2 separate regions of the Homo sapiens genome follow, and region 2 is linked to region 1. A link is an interaction called in ENCODE POLR2A ChIA-PET data of the cell type or tissue named here. Cell type or tissue: K562. All regions are shown on one strand.

The links. Peaks named below come from ENCODE experiments on the same cell type or tissue, not always from the same donor. Only the 100,000 strongest peaks of a DNase experiment are listed, where the experiment ranks them.
Region 2: POLR2A ChIA-PET joins it to region 1 with 5 read pairs; 2 of 35 experiments call an interaction of 5 or more read pairs at or near these places.

What each region holds. Positions count from the first base shown.
Region 1 is chr12:69,819,634-69,822,133 of GRCh38, forward strand. It overlaps RAB3IP (RAB3A interacting protein), which reads left to right. Exons shown (of 11, transcript NM_022456.5): 11 at 1-2,500. Among named protein-coding and RNA genes, the nearest start is that of MYRFL, 4.3 kb to the right of the region's middle. In K562, no CTCF peak of the experiment used is centred here; no DNase peak of the experiment used is centred here.
Region 2 is chr12:69,609,997-69,612,496 of GRCh38, forward strand. It overlaps LRRC10 (leucine rich repeat containing 10), which reads right to left and starts at 911. Exons shown (of 1, transcript NM_201550.4): 1 at 1-911. The coding sequence starts at 842. The coding sequence ends at 9. In K562, no CTCF peak of the experiment used is centred here; a DNase peak (open chromatin) is centred at 1,015.

The sequences.
Region 1 (2,500 bases):
AGAACCAGCATGCTGATTATGTTCAGGAGAGTGTTTCTACGCTGAATTTAATTGCCAAGATTACCAATTCTAAAGAAGAGGAGGACTCTTGGACAAGTTTTTAGAAGTTGGTTTGGAGCTGGGGTGAGAGCCTGGCCTAATGGAGACAGCTCTGGATTGGGAGTCACTTAGACCTACATTCTGGTCTAGGTTTGGCTCCCAAAAACTGGGAAGGTTAGTTAGGTGGCCACTCCTCTCTCTTCATGGTCTCTCTCAGCTTGAAGACAATTTACAGTCTTTGACTAAGCATCCACACTGGAAGAACAAGATTTGGTTTCTGAACATTGGGTCTTAGTCCTTAAAATAACTTGCAACCTGTTACGTCTTCACTTACTCCCATCGCCACCACAAGAATCCTGTGTGTTTTTGTTTTGTGCATCCAGTCTAAAACGGGTCTGCTTTTATTCATAGGCTTTTGTTTTCAGTGGTTTTTGTTGTTGCATTTTTCCCTAGATAAAATGTTTTTTCTATAAGACACTGCTTAAAAGAGTCCAATGCAGTATGAATTTGTATTTGTGTTTAACTTTTGTGCTTAACAGATCTGCCATGGCTGAACTCTCAGTTGCTTAAGCAAAATTCTGGGGCTTATTCTAGGTTCCTTTATTTGTCATTGTCACTCCCATTCCAGTTATCAGCAAATTCCATCAGCTGTCTCCGAGACATCTTAAATCTGTCTACCTCCCTCCATGTCCACTGCTACCACTCTGCCCAAGCTATTATCATCTTTCACCTGAACTCCTGCACTAATGTCTGCTGTCCTTGCATCCACTCCTGCCCTCCTACAATCACTGACGGCAGCCGCAGGGATCTTTATAAAACGAAAATCAGATAATGTCACTTCCCTGCTTAAAGCCCTTTGAGTGGCTTCCCATTGCACTTAGAAAAAAAAAAAAAAAAAAAAACTGGCCAGGTGCGATGGCTCATGCCTGTAATCCCAGCACTTTGGGAGGCCGAGGCGGGCGGATCCCCTGAGGTTGGTAGTTCGAGACCTGCTTGGCCAACATGGAGAAACCCTGTCTCTACTAAAAACACAAAATTAGTCAGGTGTGATGGCGCATGCCTGTAATCCCAGCTACTTGGGAGGCTGAGTCAGGAGAAACGCTCGAACCCAGGAGGCAGAGGTTGTGGTGAGTTGACATCACGCCATTGCACTCCAGCCTGGGCAACAAGAGTGAAACTCCGTCTGAAAAAAAAAAAAAAAAACCCAAACTCAATAGAAAATCAAGTTTTCATAGTGGTAGTTGTTAACAGAGAAATAACAATGAAAGCTTTAAAAAACTCCATGAAAATTTGCAAAACTTAAAAAAAAAATGTAGAAGAGGACTAAACTTGATAAAATATTAAAAGAATTGAAACCCTTCCTAAAGGCAGCTTCTCAAGGGAGCACAAGTTCACACACAGTTTACTTTTGGAGGAACGTCTGAGGTCATGAGGACTAGATTCTAGAGCTACAGGTCTCAGGGACAGTCTCGAGGGATACAGGGCCCCCATCACCACATCCCCAGATTTAACCGCAGCAGCTCAGCTTTTATCTGTATCTGTTGGAGCTCTCTAGGAAATGTCAATACCAAAGCAAACCCAAATCACAACTAGATTAGATTACTATTCAAGAGAATGATTCTCTACCGAAACTCTGCAAAATGGGGATATCAAGAGAGTTGGAAAATGTAAGACGTAAAGACCATAATCAGGAAAATACGCATCATATTTGTTATTCACTGAGAGGGAGGAATTTCCACTTAAATCCTATTTCCAGCAGCTGGATTGTGCTCTCAGTGGAGTGCTCTGGATTCTGATTAATAGAGATTTTCTAGTCCTCCCAGCAACTTCCTTCTCAATTCTCTTCACTTTCCGCAGATCTCGGCACCAGGGTTGCATCTTGTGGGCTCCATTGTGTTTTCACACAATGTGCTATTTGTCCTTCACAGTGTTTTGGTTTATTTTTCTGTTTGTCCATCTTGTTTTTGAACAATTGCCAGCATTTAAAAATGAGGAAATCTAAAATCTGCATTTCAAGCTGCTCTTTTTTAAAATGTGCCGTTTCGACAACACTGAGCCCACAGTCTTGAATGACAACACTTGGGTGGAGCTGAGTGACTCCACCTGTCGGGTGGCTACACCCTTGCTCAGGGTATGCACTCCATGGTTTGCTCTATGGCCCACCATCCTGGATTGTCTCCCTGACACCAAGGCTAAGGGACCCACTTTACTCACTTATCTGCTGGGCCTTGGAAGTATTTCAGTTCGGAACCCCAATTCTAACCTTAGCTTCTCAGGCCATTAAATGAAATCTCATTTCTATGATGCTTCCTGTCACATCACTGTGCTGCTGAGAACATGAAGTCTGTGGGTGAATTGGTGGACGGGATCCAGAATCATTACTTGGCAGTGGATTATAGTGTGATGACTCATTTCCGGTGGTCTCCAGGAGACTTGGCTGGGAGCTTCTCTTGGAGTCTAG
Region 2 (2,500 bases), 210 kb before region 1:
GAAGCTCCTCAGGAGTTGGTAGGAGGAAGTAGAGGGACTGGTGCCTGTAGCTCCTGGCTTTCCTCTCTGACCAACGCATAGCGCCTGGCTTTTCTAGGGTCGGGCTCTGGCGTCTCCTCTGCCCATCTCCCCACACGGCGCACACCTTTGGCCACCTTGGGTGCGTTCCTGCAAGGATTGTGGTCATAGATGACCAGCTTCAGACTTGACAGGTGCGCCAGGCTGGGGAAGTAACGGATGCTGTTCCAGTCCACATCAATCACCTCCAGGAAGGGCATGTGAAGCAGCACAGTGGGAAAGTCAGTTAGCCGGTTGCCCGAGAGCCAGATGGTCCTCAGCTCCTGGAGGCGCCGGAGCTGGCCTGGCAGCAAACGCAGGGCGTTGGAGCCGGCATGCAGAGTCTTAAGGAGACTCAGCTCACAGACCACATCCGGCAGCTGGGTGAGGCAGTTGGCCTCGATCCACAGGGTCCTGAGGTTCTGGAGCAGGCTCAGCTCACTGGGGAGGTCGCAGAGTTTGTTGTTGCCCAGGTAGAGGATGCAGAGCTGTTTCAAGGTGCACACCACCTGGGGCAGAGCCTTGAAGTTGTTGAAATCCAAGGCCAGAATCTGCAGGTTCTGTAGCTGCCCCAGCTCCGGAGGCAGGCTATTGAGGTGGTTGTCGCTCAGGTAGAGCTTGACCAGCTCCCTGAAGGAGCACACGTGCAGGGGGAAGCGGCGTAACTGGCTCCCACTCAGATCCACCATCTTGTCCAGCGGCATCTCACGGAGGTCCCTGACCACATAGTTCTGGCAACGGTCAGCAGGGATGAAGGCCACGAGGGCCCTGATGGTGTTCCCCATGCGGAGGCTGGGGGCATGGCGAGCCCCAGAGGACAGACTCACTGAGCGGGGCTGGCTCAGCTGACTGCTCTGGGGCCTATCCTACCCTCCCATTATAACTTGGGGATTGCATGACAAAAGCCAGTCACTTTGACAGAGAAAAGTGCTCCTGATAGCAACTTGAGTGTCCGGCGACAGCGCAACAGTCCGGCAGGGGCTGGGAGGCCATGTCTGACTCACATGCTTGCCTTTAATCACCTAAGCCCCAATCCCCTTTATCAACCTTTTTTCATTTCAAGCTGAAAATAGCTTTGCTGTTTTTTTCCCTAATGATAAAATATTAACACATTACATAAAGGTGTAAAAGAAGAAAATGAAAAACACCCATAGTTCTATTACCCAGAGATAAATACTGTACACATTTGCATGTGTCCTCTAGTCTTTTCGCTATAAGTAATCATTTGTTTTTTAAAATTGCACTTTAGGAGCTTTTTTTTTTTTTTTTTTTGACAGGGTCTCATTCTGTCACACAGGCGGGAGTGCAGTGGTGCAATCTTGGCTCACTACAGCTTCTACCTCCCTGGCTCCAGCAATCCTCACACCTCAGCCTCCTGAGTAGCTGGGACTACAGGTGCACACCACCGTGCCCAGCTAATTTTTGTATTTTTTGTAGAGATGAGGTTTCGCCATGTTGCCCAGGCTGGTCTTGAACTCCTGGGCTCAAGAGATCTGCCCGCCCTGGCCTCTCAAAATGCTGGGATTACAGGCGTGAGCCATGGTACTTGACCAGGAACCTTATTTTTTAATCATGACGTATCATGGACATATTTTCATGTTTGCAGATATCTATGCAATTATTTTAAACCCCTGCATAGTATTCCATTACATGGATGTGCAGTAATTTAAACAGTTTTCTGTGGTTAGGCATCTAGGTTGTTTACAAAGCATGACTATTATAAACATCCATGTGCATACAGATGTGAGCAGCAATCCACTCATTTCTTTAGAAACCGTCCTTAGAAGTGTTGCTGGAGCAGGCCAGGTGTGGTGGCTCACGCCTGTAATCCCAGCACTTTGGGAGGCCAAGGTGAGCCAATCACTTAAGCCCAGGAGTTTGAGGTCAGCTTAGGCTACATGGTAAAACCCCATCTCTACTAAAAAAAACAAAAATTAGCTGGGTGTGGTGGCACACACCTATAATCCCAAGTACTTGGGAGGCTGAGGCAGGAGAATGGCGTGAACCCAGGAGGCGGAGCTTGCAGTGAGCCGAGATTGCGCTACTGCACTCCAGCCTGGGCGACAGAGCAAGACTCCATCTCAAAAAAAAAAAAAAAAAAAGTGTTGCTGGATCATAGATATGCATCATTTACAGGTTTTTCATTGATGGCTCCTCTGTACCCCACCAAATCTGAGCCAGTACACACACCCACCAGCAATGGTTACAGGTTTCTAATTTCTCATGTCTTCATTCTTATCAGATGATATCTTTCCACAGTTTAAAAACTTGCCTTTGACAAAAGATAAGTAGAAAAGCAGAAGAAAGAGAAGCAAGCTAGCCTTCTGCATGTTAAATAAATTCGGATGTATTCCTACAGTGCACCTTTGTCAGGTATGTTTGACCACCCATTAAAGGTTTGTGTTTCCCTTCCACAGTGTCCAGTTGTTCCAGACAAGCAGCT